Linked DNA regions of Homo sapiens: region 2 is linked to region 1. Evidence: chromatin loops called from intact Hi-C (ENCODE). Cell type or tissue: heart right ventricle. All regions are shown on one strand. Links, peaks and the distances in the headings refer to the core of each region. The heading gives the core; the rest is flanking DNA.

What was found. Hi-C counts contacts between places; a loop is a spot of excess contacts. Peaks named below come from ENCODE experiments on the same cell type or tissue, not always from the same donor. Only the 100,000 strongest peaks of a DNase experiment are listed, where the experiment ranks them.
Region 2: a loop joins it to region 1, with 2.7 times the contacts of the local background. A loop is called at or near these places in 25 of 110 quality-filtered maps.

What each region holds. Positions count from the first base shown.
Region 1 is chr7:35,900,053-35,910,949 of GRCh38, forward strand. It overlaps SEPTIN7 (septin 7), which reads left to right. Exons shown (of 14, transcript NM_001788.6): 13 at 3,024-3,163; 14 at 4,202-7,058. The coding sequence ends at 4,241. Among named protein-coding and RNA genes, the nearest start is that of SEPTIN7, 100 kb to the left of the region's middle. In heart right ventricle, for the core only: CTCF peaks have their summits at 6,587 (motif pointing left) and 6,789; DNase peaks (open chromatin) are centred at 6,569 and 8,739; H3K27ac peaks cover 785 bases.
Region 2 is chr7:35,618,784-35,629,680 of GRCh38, forward strand. LOC101928421 (a long non-coding RNA gene) reads right to left here. Exons shown (of 5, transcript XR_007060285.1): 1 at 2,326-10,897. Among named protein-coding and RNA genes, the nearest start is that of HERPUD2, 71 kb to the right of the region's middle. In heart right ventricle, for the core only: CTCF peaks have their summits at 5,982 (motif pointing left) and 6,182; DNase peaks (open chromatin) are centred at 5,711 and 5,936.

The sequences.
Region 1 (10,897 bases), core at 1,898-9,897:
TCATTGCTTTTGTAATTACCGCATAAAATATGGAAACCTTTTTTGACTAAAGGCATAACAAAAGTATGCTAATCCATTGAGTAAATAGAATGCACGGAATGAGAAAGTATTAAATAATTTCGAGGAAATGTTTTTATTCCACATCATTTCTCTTACATTATTGGGCTTTTCTTGTAATTTCTTATTAAAATCTTTCACTGTTGTTATATTTGTTGTGAGTTTAATTTAGCAGGGGTATGGAATAATTCCTCCTGGTTTCAGACGCTGAGCACTACAGGATTAGCATCCCTGGCACTGCCACTAAATGCTAATAGCAGTGCCCTCCTATCATAGGGCAAACCAAAATGTGCATACACACACACCCCTAATCAAAAGTCACTGTCTTAGCTATTGCTGTTGTATTATAAATGAATAATTAAAGTTCTTAACATGACATTTTGGAGATTAATTTATCAGCATGTTGTAAATATATGCATTGAGTCTCTACCTCTTCAGTAATTCACATATAATCTGGAAAATCTATATCCAAAAGGGGGAAAAAAACAGGAATAATCAAGAGTCTACTACATTATCTCCACACTTAGATTCCATTGAGAATCTAAAAGTAGTTTAACTTATATTTGAGGCAGATGTATTTTAGGACATGTTGCTAAAAGTAAATATTACGAACAAGTAATTGTGAACCTGTAGCCAAGGAACCCTTTGGGAATTTTAATGATTACTGTGAATGGTGAAGACAGTTTTGAAGAACTATTCTTTGAAGGATGGAATGTTAACATTTCAAGGACCTGTGAAGAGCTCTGGGCCAAGGTTCCCACCAGATACTCTAAGCCATTAGAGAATTAGGCATGCTCATTCTAGATTCTTTGTCTTTTATGAAACCACATCTAGAGTGTATTTACCAACATCCCTGTGATAATGAGTTTGCAAATCATCATGTATATGATACATGATATATATTGTGTAAATATACGTGTGAATACATAAATAGGTAAAGAAACCCTTTTAGCCTTGTTTAATACAGTCTCTCCTTAAATCCATTATGCTGGAAATACTTGTTTGGGGCACAGCTAGCAGCACAGTACATCAGCCACAGCACCAAGCAACTTTCATTTATTGTGTTGTCTAGTGCACACCACAGCCCTACAAGGTAGATATTATTGCCCATCTCTCCTTTATAGATAAGAAGGATAAATTAACTTAGTATGCCAGCATTTGAACCCAGTTAATTTTTAAGTTAAGCTAGATAGGTCCACAGTCCTGTTTTTCACAATTTCAGAATGGAAAAAACTCTGAAAACTGCAAAACCTAACATGAACTAAGTTTTAATCCTACATATTGTGAATATTTATATATTTTACTGAAACAAATAAAAAGTAATGTGTTTGATTATACTTGTTGCCCCAGATAGCCCAGGAGGTATTTTATAAATATAGTGTATACTCCTTTCTAAGCGGTGTTGTCGTTTTAATAACTGAAAAATGTTGAACTTCAAAAGGCATCTGACCCCATGGGTTTCTTAAGAGTGAGATTGTGACCTGTACCTTTATCTACATGCAGTTAACACAAAAGATAATTACTTATATGTAACAAGTTAAAGAATGATGAACACTGTAAGCCTACTACCTGGCTTAAAAAAATAGAATGTTATCAACTCATTTGAAGATGCTGTGTGCCTGTCCCCTATTGTATCCCTCTCTCTCATTCCCAGAGGTAACTACTATTCCGAATTGTGTATATGTGACTCTTTTCATTTAAAAAAAATAACTAGAGACATTTTCTTATGTTCCTACTTTCTGACATTTCTTAGTAACTTGTTTGCTGTCATCAGGAAGATATCACCTCAGATTTGATTCATGTTTGCTTAAGTGTGTCTTAGGTGATTTTGTTTTGTAGGAATTGCATGAAATAATTGAAATAGGAATAAATCTGAAGTCACTTCGGGCTTGCAAAAAAAAATTGTATGCAAAATTATAGTAACATATATAATATGTATATAATATATAATACATATAATAGTTATATATTAACATTATGTTAATGTTAACTCACCAGTGTAGTAAAATCTGTAACAGAACATAATTCCTGGATAACTGAAGGTTTTGAATAGTCCTTGGGTATTTGGCATAGAAGGATTTAATCTGATTTTTAAAATTTGTTGACTTTTTTTTTTTTCAGAAATGGATTGACTTGCACCTAAATGAAATTACTTATCTAATGATCTCTTGGACTTAAAGCACTTTGTTTCTGCAGTTACTTCGCATGAGTGTTTACTGCCTCTCAGTCAGCATTCTTTACAGTATTAATACACAGAGAAGGAAGGACCAGCTGCATTAGAATCACTGTAACTTGTTGAAAATCCACATTTCCAGACTTAACACCCAGATATTCTAATTCAGTACGTCTGAGTGAGGTCCAGGATTCTATATTTTTAACAAACATCCCAGGTGATTTGCATGAAGACCAATGTCTGAGAACCACTGCTTACAGGAATCAGAGTACTTTGCTGGCATCTTTGAGCTCTTAGGGTCCTAAACTACCTGCTTTCTTTTCACTTGTCTTAGCTTTCTAAACTTGGAATTAGGAGGCTTATTCAAGTCCTGGTTCTTCCACTTTCTGGCTAGCAATCTTGGGCAAGTCACTTAAATTCTGCAACTGTTTCCTCATCTGTACAATGAGAACAGTGATGTGTTCACTGCCCAGCCTCCAACATATTTGTGATTAAAGAAAAACGAGATAAGATAGTAATTTTCCATTATAAAGTACTCCACACTGTTAAGTTTGTTGCTTTTTTTTTTTTTCCTGTTTCCCAAGATTATTGTCTTGGGTCACTGGCCTTTTGGGTGGCAGGTCCTAAAGGAGGAGGAGTCCTTGACCAGAGTACTTCCAGGTAGTACTCTGAATTTACAACAGGGCTATTCAAATAGTGCTCATACTCCTTATCATTAGGGTGTCTGGATGAAACATACCTCTGCTTCTGATTTCTTAAATAGTTTTGTTTTATATATTGTGCTATGATTTAGCTCCAGCGGCGCCATGAGCAAATGAAAAAGAATTTGGAAGCACAGCACAAAGAATTGGAGGAAAAACGTCGTCAGTTCGAGGATGAGAAAGCAAACTGGGAAGCTCAACAACGTATTTTAGAACAACAGAACTCTTCAAGGTAACTAATAGCAGATTACTAAGAAATGTGTGTATTAATGTTTTAAAGAATTGTTTTCCTACTTATTTAAAAAACATTAGAATAACACTTAAAAAGTCATCACCCATTATCATGCATTCCAAACACAATGGTTTTCATAGATAAATATTTTTATATGGATGGATACAGTCTGTGTCCATTAGCAGTATTTTTTCAGTACATCTTTCATGACTTAATATTCATAATTATGATTTAGCAACTTCATAACATTCTCCCCAGTTAACTTACCTTCATTGGATTTCTTACCTCCTCCCCCCAGTTGTTGGACATAAGGGTTGTTTTCAATTTTTGGCACACAAAGGGAACATTCTTCAAAATCTATTACATATTTAGGGGTATGTTTTAACTGTTGAATTATGTTTTTACGATAAAATTCTTAAGACAAAATGTTAGATATTTGATTTCCAATACAACTAATCAATTACTTTCTCTTAATTTATACAAAATTCAATAATATTTGTACCTTGGTTTTCTTTTCCTTAATAGTTTCACTTAAAACTGAAAAGTGGCATTCCTATAAGGATTATATAGTTTATCCTCATTACTAAACATTTTCAGATTTGACATTTGTTCTACTACACTACCCTACTGTTAACATTTTCCCCAAAGAAGAGGAAAATAGATTTGTGAAAGCAATTGCACTTCAAAATGCAAATGACAGTGGGGGAAAAAGAATACCCTGTTTGCTGCCAGTTGATACTTTTTAGTTTGTGCTGTTTCATTTGGGAAGAATTGTTCTTGTATATTAAAATGGAGTTTTGCCTTATTTTTTTACTGCTTATCCTGGAGTTTTGTCAAATATTTGATTGTCTAAGAAAATGCTATTATAGATTAACATTGTCTTAGCTGTTTACTTCTAAATCTTTTAATTTTTTTCAGTGAAAAAGTAGTATCTGAAAATCCCAACATTGTTGTAATTGGGTTAGCTGTTGTTATCATGTTGTCTATCATGTTTATAAAATGGTTACTCATCTTGCTTATTTTCCTTTTATCCTTTAGAACCTTGGAAAAGAACAAGAAGAAAGGGAAGATCTTTTAAACTCTCTATTGACCACCAGTTAACGTATTAGTTGCCAATATGCCAGCTTGGACATCAGTGTTTGTTGGATCCGTTTGACCAATTTGCACCAGTTTTATCCATAATGATGGATTTAACAGCATGACAAAAATTATTTTTTTTTTTGTTCTTGATGGAGATTAAGATGCCTTGAATTGTCTAGGGTGTTCTGTACTTAGAAAGTAAGAGCTCTAAGTACCTTTCCTACATTTTCTTTTTTTATTAAACAGATATCTTCAGTTTAATGCAAGAGAACATTTTACTGTTGTACAATCATGTTCTGGTGGTTTGATTGTTTACAGGATATTCCAAAATAAAAGGACTCTGGAAGATTTTCATTGAGGATAAATTGCCATAATATGATGCAAACTGTGCTTCTCTATGATAATTACAATACAAAGGTTCCATTCAGTGCAGCATATACAATAATGTAATTTAGTCTAACACAGTTGACCCTATTTTTTGACACTTCCATTGTTTAAAAATACACATGGAAAAAAAAAAAACCCTATATGCTTACTGTGCACCTAGAGCTTTTTTATAACAACGTCTTTTTGTTTGTTTGTTTTGGATTCTTTAAATATATATTATTCTCATTTAGTGCCCTCTTTAGCCAGAATCTCATTACTGCTTCATTTTTGTAATAACATTTAATTTAGATATTTTCCATATATTGGCACTGCTAAAATAGAATATAGCATCTTTCATATGGTAGGAACCAACAAGGAAACTTTCCTTTAACTCCCTTTTTACACTTTATGGTAAGTAGCAGGGGGGGAAATGCATTTATAGATCATTTCTAGGCAAAATTGTGAAGCTAATGACCAACCTGTTTCTACCTATATGCAGTCTCTTTATTTTACTAGAAATGGGAATCATGGCCTCTTGAAGAGAAAAAAGTCACCATTCTGCATTTAGCTGTATTCATATATTGCATTTCTGTATTTTTTGTTTGTATTGTAAAAAATTCACATAATAAACGATGTTGTGATGTAATATTGTGTGAGGTCTTAAATATCCTACAGTCGATGTACAAGAGTAGAGTATGTTTGGGAAGAAACTTTTCAGCTTAAGTTTGCCTCCTCTACAATGACATCTTTTATATGCTTGTCTCATTTAGAATGCATATGTGCTGATTTTCTAATTTAAGAGATACCATATCTCTCTATTCATTTCTATCTCTCATTTGTATGCTTATTTTTCTGAGAACATTTTTTTTTTCCCCCAGACAGGGTCTTGCTTCATTGCCCAGGCTGGAGTGCGGTGGCACAAACACGACTTGACTGCAGCCTCAACCCTCTGGGCTCAAGCAGTCCTCCTGCCTCAGCCCCCTGAGTATCTGGGATTGCAGGCGTGCACCACCACGCCTGGCTAATTTTTGTATTTTTTGCAGCCTCCCAAAGTTCTGGGATTACAGGCATGAGCCGTCATGCCTGGCCTCTGAGAACAGTTTCTGACTCATTCAGATTAGGTATACTCTCAAGTCCCTGGAAACTGAAATTTTTTTTAACTGTAAAGAGGGTAGTGTCATTTCTTTTCTTAAGGTCAAGTGACATAGATTTTAATGTAATGCATAATTTAGGTAAGAAATTAATTAATGTAGCCTAGTTTATTATCTTGAAATGTTTTACCCTATTTACTTTTTAAAATTAATGACCTAAGCGGAGGGAATAATTATAAGTCAATAGCAGAGAGATTGTTGTTTGGGTGTTTATTTTTTTCAGTTTTTGTTTTGAGAGATTGGGTTAACACCTCTAGCCAAAATTGTTTGGTTTTAGGGAGGCTAACAATAACCTACTGAATTTGGAAAATGCAAAGGTAAAAAATGTATATAGACTGCCTGCTGAACTGGTTAAGTACTACTGCTTCTGGGAAATACTATTTCAAAATTCTATGTATTATAATAATAAATTTGTAAGACATTCATTATTCTACCATCCTAATGAAAACTTTCAGAAGTCTTTCTTTATCCATGGCATGCCCAGGGTTTTACCTGAATCTGATACAGGATCTATATAACTTTACTAGGACTTTTGATTGTTGACTCCAGGCTTAGGTATATCAGAAGGTTCTTTTTGCCATTTGGCCTGTGGATGTCTGAGAAGATCATTCACAATACATGTAAAATTCAGGTAGGCCTAAGGAAAGGCCAGCCTGTAGAAAGCAAAATGGCAGTGTCTGTTCTCCACTGTTGGAGGCATTATGTAATTTAAGTATCCTGTTAGCCACTGTCTTTCTGCTAATTAAGTGGGGCTGAACAAGTAAGCACTAATAATACCAGTGAACCACTTGGGCACCTTGTGGGTAGAGTTTTGCTGCCACCTAGTGGAATGGGATATCATTGCTTCCATATCAGGTTCACAAGCAAGTTAAGTGGGCACAGTTTATTTCTGTGTAGCTCAGGCTGTAATCTTGAAAGCTGAGGAGATACCCATGCCTCTCAGACTCATTAGCTGGGTGTCACATTACCACCTGCACATTCTGACCCACCGCATCTTAATATGTTTTGTCCTCTTGGAGAAACTAGGAGTAGAAGTCAGGATATGGTAGGTAAGGGGGAAAAAGGAAAGACGGCTTGATAGCTATGAATGCATGAGGAGCGAAATGTTGACTCAGTTATCTAGATCATGGTCTCCAAACCTGATGCTATTTCCTTACAAAAATATTTGTTGAGCATGTGTCCATAATTATATGTATTGAACAATGAAAATATGTGTCAACAAATGTACTGCTACACTAATGTGAACATTATGGAACAAAATTTGAAAGAGTGAAATAAAAGGTTTACACTTTCCCCAAGCTCCAATGAATTATTACTTTGCACGTTGGAGGCCATCGATCTAGGCAGTATGTGGATAGTTAATAGTTATTGTTGAATCACCAAGGAAGGTCCTAGTGAAGACTGCTGTGGTGTCCTACTTGATCTGAAAGGAAAATTTGCCACACCAGTAAATCGAAGTCCTTTCTAATAATAAGCTTGCAAATGTAAGCCCTTGTACTTCATCCAGAATTTTACCTGCCCCTTTTGTAATAAAAACTTCCCATAACTGTCCTGTTCCAGATGGTAACCTAAGTAGTTACATGTGTTATTTAATCCTTAATGATAACAATTGGGTAAGTTATCTCTTAAGGTAACTTATTAATACATTATCTAATAAATGAATAAGTTAAACATCTTAAACCCTGTTTCCTCATCTGCAAAAGGATGAGGAAACTGAGGGTTTAAGATGTTTAGTAGCTTATTCAATAGGTGGTAACTGGCAGAACAAGAGTTTGAACTGGTCTTAGTTACACCAGGGCCTGTGCTTAAATATTACGCCTTGCAAGTACCTGGTCTGCTACACTGCCACATTTCTGAAGCATGATCTTCTACAGAGTTGTTAGCACAGAGCAGATGCTCCCTGATTAAGAGGGGCAGCTGGCCACCAGGCAGCCTGGAGAAGCAGAAAGCACCAGACATGCTAATTGTCTCAGTTTAGACCCCAACTCTGTGAATTGGGCATGTAACTTCTATGAATGTTTTCTCAGCTATAAAACAGACCCCATGCCTTCCTTGCTGGTTTGGAGTGAGGATTACATTGTGACTGCACACGTTAAGGTGTCCAGACCTCGAGAATGTGACAATCTGCTGGGGTCATGACAGACCAAAAAGTATTTCTTCTCAGTTTTAGTGACGGTTTATTTTTAGGAAATGTGCATGGTGCCATGGTAAGTCTCTGGATCTGCTTCTTTGTGCACAGAGATAGTCTTTTGGAGTTACTTCCATGGAAATAAGGTAATTTTGGTCAAAAGAGGAAAGGTGTTAGTAATTGGAGTTATAAAATACACCATTCTTTGTAAGTAATGCCGAGATGGTTTATCAGAGTCTCTCATCTTTAATGAAAACTTTTGCTGCTTTTCAAGCAAACTTGGTTCCCATAATTTGGGATTCATCCACAGAATGTTCAAAGTTTAGTGTCAGCCATTTTCAGCAGAAAATAGAGGCTGACAATTTCCTGTGTTCTTTAGAAGACTTTGAAAGCTTCATGGGAAGAATGAAGACTATTCTTGGCCTGAACATTTGCCCCATGGGGTGCTGGACCCAGCCAAACAGCCTTGTATTGGCAAAGGAGGGTCAAGTGAAAGGAGACCTTGTTCTGCGCCAGGCTCTCAAAAAGGGTAGCCTGAAACCCTATTGGCCACACGGAACCTCTTTTAGATGCTGTTTGTGGACCTGCCGAAATCGAATGCCACTCAGGCTTTCTGAAACCCTATGGGGGTGGGAAGAGGCAGTAGCTGACACCTCTGAGAGCAGAGGTTTGTGAAGATGTGGCATAGATGAGGAGGCTAGCAGAGGGGGGGTAGTCAGACACTACCAACAAACTTCCTTTTTGTTCTCTTTGTTCTCTCTTCGAGGTGGGCCACCCCGCTTAGCTCCCTTTTGTCCAAGTGTGTTGCAAGGGAGCAGCATTTCACCGGGAGATTTGCACGTAAGTAGAGCACAGATTCCCCTGGGTGAGGGGCTGGCTCTCACCCAAGTGTGGGGATACCAAACTAACTTGTTCTGGCAAAGGCATACAACTTTTTTACCCCTCATTTAATTCTGTTGTCTTTGAATTTTTAATGATCTCTTTCATATTTAAATATATGCTGTACTCTAGCGTAGCACAGAAAAGTTCCCTGTGTCTTGGATAAGCCAGTAGTTTTAAGCAACTTGGCAAATGGTGAGTGAAGTAATGAGCACTCTGGCATGGCCCCTGGTGTTAATGTGAGCTGTTTTCCCTGCATTTCAGAAGTCGGAATATATCGGTGGGACATAATAGGAGCTGTCCAATTTTTTTTTCCTTAGGGATAACTCTCAATGTGATTATACAAATCTCTGGCTTACCCTGATAAAGTTAAAAAACAAAACTAAATGTTGTATTCAATATTTTGGGAACACAGTTCTCTCACCCAGACACAAATGAAATCTTCCTTAGACCTTTTTATTGCTGGGCAGAGGTGCCAGGAACTCAAATTGGCATTTTCTCAAATCTCCACCTCATTAGTGCCTATTTAGACCCCATCCCTAAGAGTCAGGTGCTTTGGAAGATGGAATGGAGGCCGCTGATAAAAATCCACTTTCTGTAGTCTCCATTCAGGTATGATTGGCCTGATTATAGCTCATGTCCTGAAAAGGAGATAGGTTTTTTTCTCCAACTTGTAAGAACTGATGAACTCATCCCACCAAATGCGAATGTTTTAGACAGTATTCAAACTGGGAAAAATACCTGCCTATCAAGGGAGAGAGAACTCACTTTGAAGTCTAAGGGAAGGAAACAAAATTGAAAAGTGCTGCAACAAGTGTTTGTGGAGTACTTGCTGTGTGCCAAATACAGAGCATTCACATAGATTGTGAACTAGAGCTCCTGAGAAGGTTATGACATGGGCATTTCCACCTCTTTATAAAAACAAGCAAGCTAAAATATCACGGTGTGATTCCATAACATTTGTATTTGTTATCCATTGTTCCACAATAAATGCCCCTCAATCCTGGCAACAAAATTTAAACCACAACAATCTGTAATAGTAACATTCATTATCTTAGTTTCTGCAGGTTAGGAATTAAGCGGTTTAGCTGGGTGGTCTGGCAGGGTGCCTTGCAGTAAAGATGTTGGCTGAGGCTACAGTCAACTGTGGGCTTCAATGGGGCTGGGGGATCTGCTTCCATGATGGCTCACTGACATCACTGGCAAGTTGACGTTAAGAGGCCTCAGCCCCTTGCCACATGGACCTCTCCACAGGGCTGCTTGAGTGGCCTTGTGACATGGTGGCTGGCTTTCTCCTAGAGCAAGTAATCCAAGAGAGAGCAAGGCATAAGCCACATGGCTTTTATGACCCAGCTCTGAGAGTCACACACATGATTTCCCAATATGCTATTGCTAATGCAGCTTAGTCCTGTTCAATGCATGAAGGAGCTGTACAAGAGCGGGCGTACTAAATAAAGGTGGCACAAATACAGCAAGCTTTTATAAATAGTCTTATTTGGCAAACCCATTTAGCTGACTTTCTGGGTATTCTTGATAATCATTTTCCTAAAATGAAACTATTTCAGTTTTTGAAATTAGCTAATTGGATTCTCCCTAAAATAACTAAATTTAAACCAATTGAAGGTGCTGATAATGTTTTTACAGATGGGTCTAGTAATGGTAAAGCTTCTTATTCTGGTTCAAAAACTAAAGTTTTCCAGATGCCCTATACTTCAGCTCAAAAAACAGAGCTGGTAGCTGTAATTGAGGTATTGACTGCTTTTAATATGCCTATTAATGTGATTTCTGATTCTTCATATGTGGTTCATTCCACACAGTTAATTAAAAATGCTCAGTTACAATGTCAAACAGATGAATAACTGATGACAAAAACAAAAAAGGGGGAGAAACAGGGATTACGGGACAGCCCATATACAACTGAATCTAGCATTATTAACTTCAAATTTTTTGAGCCTGCTGAAAGGCCAGATGTTATCAGTAGCTGAACAGCATCTACAGAAACCAGCTGCAAAGACAGAAGCAGAACAACTGGTTTGGTGGAGAGACCCGATAACAAAAAGTTGAGAAATAGGTAAAATAATAACTTGGGGTACAGGCTATGCTTGTGTTTCTCCAGGCCAGAACCAGCAG
Region 2 (10,897 bases), core at 2,607-10,606, 280 kb before region 1:
CTGCAATGAGCATCTTTCCACATATGGATGCCCTCCATGAACAAGGTAACCTGGTGGGCACTATGGAGAAAAAGTAAGGACACAGTTTAGTGGGCACAAAACAAGAAAATGACAGCAAAGGGAAGCAAGTATATATCTACACACACACACACACGCACACACACACACACACACACACGCATGCCTAACAGAGAAGCATGTGATTATGTTTTCCTAAGAGTCTGGGGTACAAAATGCCCTCCGGCAAAAACTAAAGTTCTCTGAGGTCTTTGTGTGTGACTTAATTACACATGCTAATTTTCCGTTTTAATCCATAATTATCATGATGGTTTTGACATTGAATAATAATCTTTTAAATTACTTACCAGTTACCTCATCTGTGGCACCAATTTTAGTTGCTACTTCTCTGAAACCTCCACATCCGTGCCCTATACAATCCATCTCTCAGGTTCCAGTCCAGCATCCAAACCTGGACCCCTCCTCCTGGAAGTCTGTCTTCCGCTGTTCCTCCCTTTTGCCTCCAACTCATCGTATTTAGAACTGAAACAGCATCCCCGATCCACCTCAGATCTGCCTCTAACCCTTATTCCAGCCTAGGATATGAAGATTCTATTTCCATTATAAATCTACCAGATATCAGCCAATTTAATTAGGTGGAAGACTTTTATTCTGTGGAGGTTTCTCACAAAAAAACAAGCGAAGGTGGCTAAAGTATTACCAAGGGACTGTTGCCCTCTGCCCTTTGACAGGAGTAAGCGAGGACTCTTCGTCATTCTAGAGGGGTTCAGAGTACCCAGAGGGCCCAGAAGCCCCAGCAGTGACTGGCATGGGAAAGAAAAATGGCGGGAAGTACAGGATGACAGGAAAAAAGAGAGAGTCAAACACTTCTCTCTGAACACAACTTTGTAAAAGGACTGGGCTACAAGGAACCCAGTCTTTTATTCAAATTACTTCTCATTACTTAACTGAAACTCAGTTTCCTCAGTTGTAAAACAGTAATAACAGCTGTCCACCTTGAAGACATGTTATTGTTTAATTCTTACATTTAATAAATATTTCTAGAATATTATCTGTAGAGTTGGTGCTAAGGATATCACAATAACAGGACATAGTTCCTGCCTTCAGGGTCCCTGTGGTCTGCTTGTAAGAGAGACCCAAGGAAAGAGGCAATCACACTATAGTAGAATAAGTGTTTCCCAGGTATGCACAAAATGAGATCATGACTTTATAGTGCTTAGCAAATGTTAGAGTGTTGTACAAATATTGGCTTTATTAGTACTGGGCACTCCTGATCCTATTCAGGGATCTCTAACTACTCTTGCTCTGTTCCTCCCCACCAAGCCACGAAGCAGAAGGCCAGCCTTGGTACCCACAGCCTCTTCTAAAGACAACTGATGCTAAAGCCTCTGCTGAAGGGGCAGGACCAAATGAGCCTGGCAACTGATCCCACCTCACTCTCAGGCAGCAGGTGATGGAACTGCGTTGACACTAAGCCCAGGCAACCCGTCAATATGCTGACTTTTGACACATGATATTGTCTAGCAAGAAACTTTGTGTTGAGACAGTCAGGTTCCTTCTTTTGAGAATTTTAACTTGGAAACACAGATAGGAATCCAGCAGTCAACAACAGGGCTGAAACTGGAAAAATGCATAGAACCAAGACATGAGGCAGAAATGGGAGGATGAAGGATCATAACAGGCAGCGGTTACTAAGAAGCTATAAGTAGAGAAAAGTATACCAAGCAGAGGGAAAGACTGAAAACATCTGCAGTGAGAGGATTGTGGAAAAGATGCACAAAGAAAACTGATGCTGGCCGGGCGCGGTGGCTCACGCCTGTAATCCCAGCACTTTGGGAGGCTGAGGCAGGTGGATTACCTGAGATCAGGAGTTCGAGACCAGCCTGGCCAACATGGTGAAACCCCGTCTCTATTATAAATACAAAAATTCCCTGGGCATCGTGGTGTACACCTGTAATCCCAGCTACTCAGGAGCCCATGGCAGGAGACTCACTTCAACCCAGGAGGCGGAGGTTGCAGTGAGCTGGGATTATGCCACTGCACTCCAGCCTGGGCAACAGAGAAAGACACCATCTCAAAAAAAAACCAAAAAAAAAAAAAAAAAAAAGGAAAAAAAAAGAAAACTGACGCTATTATAGACACCTTAGGCCATGAGGGCAGCGACAGCGGGTATGGCTGGTCCTGCAGGTGACTTTCCACTTCCCCTGCTCCTTCCTCTTTTATTTATATTTTCCTACCAAAAAAAAAATGAAACCTTACAAAGCCAAACTGAAAAGATGCCTTTGAGCACACAAAAATCATACTCACTCTAAAGTCTATTGACTGATTGAATTCTCAGATACATTTCTTCTTTCACTGTTTTTAAAATTACCGTCTTCTATATGCAAAATCTAGAAGGAAAAATACAATTAATTTTCATGACATCACATACTATTTTACTATTTGTTTGCAGGCCATCAACAAACTTCCCTTATGAGAAAATCCTAACTGTAATCAAGAAAGCAAATATCTCCCAAAAGCTCATTGGAGAAATGGCTGATTCTAGCACTGGAGCAGAAAATATACAAGATGAGCCTGGAACATCTTATTATGCCAGGAAATAAGCAAGTGCTCAAAAGAAAAGTCTCAATGATGGGGATATATCAAAGGAACACAACATCACTAATTAGCATGGAAATGCAGATCAAAACCACAATGAGATATCATCTCACTCCAGTTAAAATGGCTATGATCAAAAAGACAGAAAATAACATGCTTGAGGCCATGAAGAAAGGGCAAGCTTGTACACATAGGTGAAAATATAAATTAGTATAACCACTATGGAAAACAGTGTGGAGGTTCCTCAGAAAGCTAAAAATAGAGCCACCATATGATCCAGGAATCCTGCTACTGGGTATCTATCCAAAAGAAAGGAAACCAGTATACCAGAGATATCTGCACTCCCATATTTACTGCAGCACTATTCACAATAGCAAAAATGTAGAATCAACCTAAGTATCCATCAACAGATGAATGGATTAAAAAATGTGGCATATAGACACAATAAAGTACTATTCAGCCATGAAAAGGAATGAAATCTTGTCACTTGCAGCAACATGAATGAAACAGGAAGACATTATGTTAAATGAAATAAATCAGGCACAGAAACACAAATATCACATGTTCTCACTCTCATGGGAGAGCTAAAAAGTGGATCTCAAGAAGATAGTAGATTGGTGGTTACCAGAGGCCAGGAAAGGGTGAGGGGGAGGCAGGAAGAGAAGTTGGTTAATGGGTACAAAAATACAGTTAGATAAAAGAAATAAGTTCTCGTGTTTGATAGCACAGTACAATGACTATAGTTAACAAGAACTTACTGTGTATTTCAAAATAGCAAGAAAGGAAGATTTGGAATGTTCCCAACACACAGAAATGATAAATTTGAGGTGATGGATATCCCAATTACCCTGATTTGAGTACACATTATATGCTCGGATCAAAATGACACATGTACCACATTAATATGTACAATTATTATACAGCAATTAAATAGGAACATAGGAGCCACCTGAAAGAGCTCCCAATGGCCAAAGCTGAAACAATTTTAGCAATAAAATAAAGTCATATTGGATTAAAACCCAATGTATAAAATAAATATCCATGAGTCTATACTAACACAAATAAATGGATTGAATAAATAAATAATTGGGAGGCAAGAGATAAATCCCTCCATAGAGAAGAATTCCAAATAATTTACGTAGATACTCCATCCTCAAAGCAGTGAGGCATAACTCCCTGCTCCTTCTTGGCTGCACACAGTGACTTCCTTCCAAAGAGCTCAGTGTGGAAGGCAGGTGGGAATTACTTTACAGTGGGGAAACCTGACAAATACTACCAGGTGGCCAGGTGGTGAAGGTCAATATCATGTGTTTCTTTTTTGAGATGGAGTCTCGCTGTGTCACCCAGGCTGGAGTGCAGTGGCACAGTCTTGGCCTACTGCAGCCTCTGCCTCCTGGGTTCAAGCAATTCCCCTGCCTCAGCCTCCTGAGCAGCCTGCCACCACACCCAGCTAATTTTTATGGACTGCCACCATGCCCAGAGATACTATGTATTCTTGATATGATATGACGAAAATGGCACATTACCCCTGTTGTCTTCCTCCTAAAAACACATAGCCCCAGTTTAATCATGAGAAAAATATCAGACAAATCCCAAATCAAGAGACATCCTATAAAAATACTCCACCCATACTCCTCAAAAATATCAAGGACATCAAAAACAAAGAAATCTGAGAAATTGTCACACCCTAGAGTAGCATAAATAGACATGACATCTAAATTTAATGTGATATCTTGGAATCCTGGAGGGGATTCTGGAACAGAAAAGAGACATTAGATAGACTAAGGAAATCCAAATAAAGTATGGACTTCAGTTAATCATGATGTATCAATAATGGTCCATTAATTGCAACAAATATCCCCTACTAAGGTAAGCTGATAATATAGGGGGAACTGGCTGCAGAGAATATGGTAACTCTGTATCATCTTTGCAATTTTTCTGAAACTCTAAAACTGTTCTAAAATTAAAAGTTCATTTTTGAAAGTTAAAGAAGTTAAAGAAAAATATCAAAAGCAGCATTAAGCAATTGGGGCCATCTTTATCTATATGTTTTTGTTTTAGACAGTAATGATTAGATCCCTGTAATAAAAGACAAGGTCTGGAAAAAAAAAAAGTCTCCCAAGAGAATTGCTAAGTAGGGCGTTGGAATAAGGTGTTATCTTACTAAGCAAATACTATGGCCATAGAGGTGGATTGTCTGCTGATTTATTCTAAAGTAGAGGCTGCCAAAAATTTAAATAGCTCTTGCCCAAAATGTAATGGTCTAATTCAACTACCAGGAGCCACCTCTGGACACAGAAAGCGAGACAGCAGAGCTCAATGCTTAACTCCTACAGGAACTTCATTCCTCTGTCTGGTGCCAACAGTACCTTTGAGCCACCTGTAAAAGTGGCCAGGCTTATTCTCTATATTTTTCTATATGTTTGAAATATTCCATAATAATGTTAAGAACATTTTTGTAATTTTTATTAGCTTTCAATTTTGAAATAATTTCCAACTTGATGAGAAAAGTTGCAAAAATAGCACAAAGAATTCCCACATACCCTTTACCCAGCTTCCCCAAATGTTAACACTCTGCATAGTTATAGTACAGTGATCAAAACCAAGAAATTAACATCGAAGCAATACTATTAGCTCACCGACAGATTGCATCAAAAAGTTACCAATCGTCCCACTGAGCTCCTTTTTCTGGTTCAGGACCCACGGTGCATTCACAGCTGCCATGTCTCCCGCCTCCTCCAGTCTGGGGCAGTTCCTCGGCCTTTGTCTTTCATGACCTTGACATTTTTGAAGAGTCAGTGTAAAATCATTTAAACTCATTGAGTTTATGACAATCTCCCTAAAACTGTTCTGAACTGAAGGCAGCTCTTCAGCGAGTTGCCAGGCCGTCAGGGAGCAACCTTGATACAGTTTCTCAAGCTGGACAACTCTGCAGCCTCTGCAGCCCCCAGAGGGGCAGGAAGCGCATGGGAAAGTGGCACAAGGGCGGGACTGCACCTCACTGGGATTCCGGACAACCAGTATCCTGAGCACCTAACAAGGCGCCAAGCTCCCACGTGCCTAGGTACCTCCTCTACTCGTAGGAGCTCTGAGGAGGTGGGTGGGTGTGTGCTCCAATCCACTCGCTAGGGCTCGGTGGGACCAGGAGTTCACGGTTGTGTGAGCAAAACCCAGACGCCAGTACTGCACATCCTGGAGCCACCTGGTGGCTACAGTCTCCAGCTTTCTCAGGGCCCGAGAGTATCCTGTCTTCCATGTTTTTTTCACGCTCTGGTAAGGTAGCATCCTTCCCTCCAGGGTCTCCAAGCCCTGAAGTAACCTTCCTCCAAGGGCCACCGCGGAAGAGATGTGCAGTGTTACAGCACCATCTAGTGCTAAAAATAGTACAGTGCAGCCATAGCATCCCTGCTGCTCCAGTCACAGCTCCTGGGGGTGTAATTAATAATTTAGCAACCTGTCAAGATTTAACAAGTTGACTCTAATTTCACGGTGTGACAAGCCAGTCTGGTTTACCAAGGAAGAGGCATTGGAGTCAGATGAATCCCTTGTCTGCCCTTACCAATGTGTCTTGCTCTGTCTCTGACAGTCCAAACCTTATTTTCCTCATAGTTAAAATGGGACTAATACTGTATTCAACATTGTTATAATGTACCTGGATAAGTCCTGGGATGATAGAAAGTCCCAATAAGCATGTATTGCTTCTCATCCTCCTCCTTACCCTCTTGTATACAGAGGATTTCCATGACAACCTGGAGCCGTTAAAATGGAAGGGACTCTCCTCCATGAGGTGTGATGTTCATCCAAAGAGCCGGACAAACTATAAAACCCTGAGGCCACTCCATGGTTAGGAGCCGGGACTCGGAATCTGAATTGGCTTATTTTGAATACCAGCTCTGATGGTTGCTGGTTTTTCCATCTGTAAAATGGCGATGGTAGTGATGATGCCTGTCTCCTAAGGCTGTTGTGAGGATTAAATAAATTAATACCTACAAAGCACTTAGAAGGCAATAATGTCGTAAGTGTGAGCTATCATTAATAACATTTCTTAGCAATCTGGACCCAAAAAAGGCAGGAGGTGGGGGAAGGCTCAGAGCCACCATTTATTTGATTTATAAAAGAAAATGTTCCACTTCTTGTCCTTTTGAATAGTACTCTACCTCTCATGTTTTCCCCTAAACACACACACACATACGCACACAATCTTCAAATATTTAGAGTCTGGCTCCTCTTCGACCAACTCCAAGTCTCAGTTAGCTTCCTGGGCCATCTCCAAGGTGAGGCAGGGCCACAGGCAGCCCATCTGAGCCTCACAGACAGCCCAAATACCTCAGCCATCGGTATAGTACTGGTAAAGCAAGCCCTTTATCATTATGAAATATCCTTCATACTCTGGTAATACCTGAAAGTTCACTTCGTGTACTAAATACACCAGCTTCCTTTTGGTTAATACTTGCATGATAGTCCTTTTTCCATCCTTTTACTTTCCATCTTTCTGTATCCTTGTTTAAGGTATGTTGTTTTTAAGTCTCAGAGAATTATATTTGTTCTTTATCCAGGGTGATAATAATATTGCCTTTGAATTGGAATATTTAGTCCACATATGCTTGATGTAGAGATTGATGCATGTGGGTGTTTGTTTTCTATTTGTTCCCATCTGTTCTATGCGCCTTTTTTTCTTTTTGCCTTCCTTTGGATTATTTTATTTCATATTCTCCTTCTGTTATCTTGTTAGTTTTACATACTCTTATTCTTTTACAAAATACCGTAGAAACTGAAACATGTACCCCTGATTTATTAATTTCTAATATAAATCAGTGCCTCCACCATTTTCACTTTCAAGACAATTCAAGGACTTCAGAATACTTTAATTCCATTTACCCAGGGGTCCACAGTCCCCAGGCTGTGAACCAGTACTGGTCAGTGGCCTGTCAGGAACTGGGCTGCACAGCAAGAGATGGGTGGCAAGCCAGCAAGCATTACCGCCTGAGCTCCACCTCCTGTCAGACCAACAGCAGCATTAGATTCTCATAGGAGCGCTAACCCTATTGTGAACTGTGCATGTGAGGGATCTAGGTTGTGCACTCCTTATGAGAATCTAATGCCTGATGATTTAAGGTGGGACAGTGTCATCCCAACACCATGCTCCCAATCCCTCCACCCCTCCACCCACTGTCTGGGAAAAAATTATCTTCCACAAAACTGGTCTCTGGTGCCAGAAATGTTGGGGACCCCTACATTTACCTCCCTCCACACTTAACGTGCTTCTCTTGGTGATGTATTTTAGTTCTTTATATATTTAAGACCCCAGAAAGTAAAAAGTTGTTTCACACATTCAATATTTATTTAGTTTTATACACATACTTACCCTTTCCATTGCCTTTCAATGCCTTTCTGCACCTCCAGCTGTGGTCAGTGATCATTTTCCTTCTGCTCCAACAACACCCTTTAGTACTTTCCTTTCATACTTTTGGTACTTTTCATTGGTGGCAAATTCTATTTTCCTTTGTCTGGACGTGTCTTTGGAAGGATATTTTTGCCTCATAGTCTTCTAGGTTGACTATTATTTTCTTGAAGCTCTTTGAAAACACCATTCCATTTTCCACTATCATTACTTCTGCTGAAAATTCCCTCTCAAGGCTTGCTGTTGCTCCTTTGAAAGTAATATATATTTTTCCTCTGGCTACTTTTAAAATTAGTCTTTGTTTTCCAGTAGTTTTACTATGAAGTAATTAAGTATAACTTTCATTGTAACTTATCCTGCTTAGAGGTCAACAGCATTTCTTATTTATGTGGCTTAATGTCTTTCATTAATTTGGGAACAACCTTAACCATTAACTCTTCGAATAGTTGTCTTCCTATTTACCCCCAGCACCAGTCTGGATATTTTCTTATCTTTCATTTCATTACCTATCTCTTAAGTTGTGTCTATCAGAGCCATCTACTGATTTCTTAAATTGTTATATTATTTTTCAATTCTAGAATTTTAAACATAGTGTCCAGTTCTCTCCTGAAGTTGTTCCATTTGGTCATTTAATTCATGAACATTTTAATCATAGTTATTGTAAGACACCGGTCAGATAATGTTAACTACGTGAATTTCCTGGAGGTCTGTTTCTATTGTTCACTTTCTCATTGTTGGTCGAATCTTGTGTTTTTGCATTCCTATTTCTTAAGCAGACTTTGAAAACAATTAATAGAGAAAATTTGAGAAATTAGACCATGTCCTCCTTCAGAGGGGCTTTGTTTTTGCTTCTGGCTATCCACTAGATCTGAGGCTGGGCTTCAGTCCTTGTGAGGACAGGCCCATAACCAATTCACCTTTAATCAAAGAGTAGCTCTTTGGGGTCCCACGAGAAAGTCTGGGGTGTTTTCCAGGGCTGCTTCTACTTGGACCCCAACTCTAATTTTTGGTCTGCATTAGTCTTCTACAAATTCTGTTCAGTTTCTCAGCCCCTGCCCTTGAATTAGCAAGTCCCTTGAGGGGGAAACGAACAGTATCAAATGTAGGTCTCTCGAATATTAGCCCTTGCTTTCTCAACAGCCCTCTGATCCCTGAATAGGTATGTATATTCTGGCTTTTGTCCTTTCCTCAGCAGAAGAGTTGGTGCAAAACAAGCTAATCTCCCTTTGCTCAAGGCTGAACTCTCCACATTCCTTATTTGCATAATTAATTAATCTTGGAGTCCATGGTCTAGAGTAGAATAGACTTGGGTTCAAGTCTCCATTGTGTTACTTACTAGCTGTGTGTTTTCAGGTGAGCTATTTAACTTCTTAAAGTCTTAGTGTCCCATCTGGAGAATGGAAGCAACAATGGTACCTACCTTGAGTTATTTTAAGGATTTTTTAAGATGCAGGCATAGCATTTAGCACAGAGCCAGGAATACAGCAAATATTTAAACATAAATAACATCAAGCATTAAAGCATTCCAAGTAACAGTTGTTATCATTATGTAATGGAAAGGATGGCACAACAGCAGCCTGTCTCCCATGCACCCCCTGTGAAAGAGTAACTACCTGGGGGAAGATCCTATACAGGTCTAAGTTTTTCCCCCTTGCTCATCCTATGGCTTTGGAACACTTGGATGAAACAGCTTACTGCACCACATCAAATGGTTTGTGCAGGTGTTGGTATGCTCTTTTTGGAAAGCAGATCAATTGGAGGAAGGGTCAGAATTTAGCAGTAGGATCAAAAAAGTAAGCTTTGGCAACAAGACCCATGAAACTGGTCCCCTACACTATGGCCTCCAGGGTTTATCCCCAAAGTGTAATGGGAGGACAGGTGCAACCACTGGGGTTTGCTCTGGAAAGAGGAGACAGGTCTTTTGCTGTCCTGCCCGTATCAGGGTTGAGACTTCATTGTGCTTGGGAAAGGTTTTCCACTTACTAAGAATTCTGGACAGTAAAGGGGCCCTAGAGGCTTTGACACAGGAACCCTGAGTAATTATTCTCTGCTCTCTTGTAAGAAAAACATTTCTTTCGAATATTCCATAATTTTTAATAAAAGGCTTGCATTGTTCACAACACATTCAAGAAGTATTATCATTGATTTTGCTTTTTGAAATGTTTAAATATTGAAACATCCAAAATACTAATGTGGATAAAATACAACAAACTTGCTTTGTACCCACCATGTGTTTGGTTTCTATCACTTTCCCAAGCTGCAGTTCCAATGTGCAATGCTAGCAATACCACCGGCAGAGGTGAGCCAGCTGGCCAAATTGGGCCTCCCAGGAATGATCTGGTAGATGAGAACACCACAAGCCAGAGCCTGGCAGTTTTGCACATCCAGCAACACCATTCCAGATACTGCAGGCCTCAGGGTCTGACGTACACTGGACTTCGAAAAAGCTGATGTATCACGTCATATTGTAGTCTTTTAACGGTGAGGCAAGGCCGGACGCAGTGGCTCACGCCTGTAATCCCAGCACTTTGGGAGGCCGAGGCAGGTGGATCAGGAGGTCAGGAGTTCAGGACCAGCCTGGCCAAAATGGTGAAACCCCATCTCTATTAAAAATACAAAAATTAGCTGGGCGTGTTGGCAGGCGCTTGTAATCCCAGCTACTTGGGAGGCTGAGGCAGAGGTTGCAGTGAGCCGAAATAGTGCCACTGCACTCCAGCCTGGGCGATAGAGTGAGACTCCGTCTCAAAACAAACAAGCAAACAACAACAACAAAAAAACACAGAGGCAAGAACTGCCACTGGGACTGTGTATTTGAAGCTCCAAATATGGCCTTTCCTGCCACTAATTTGAAAAGCCTAATTTCAATAGCGATGGTAGAAA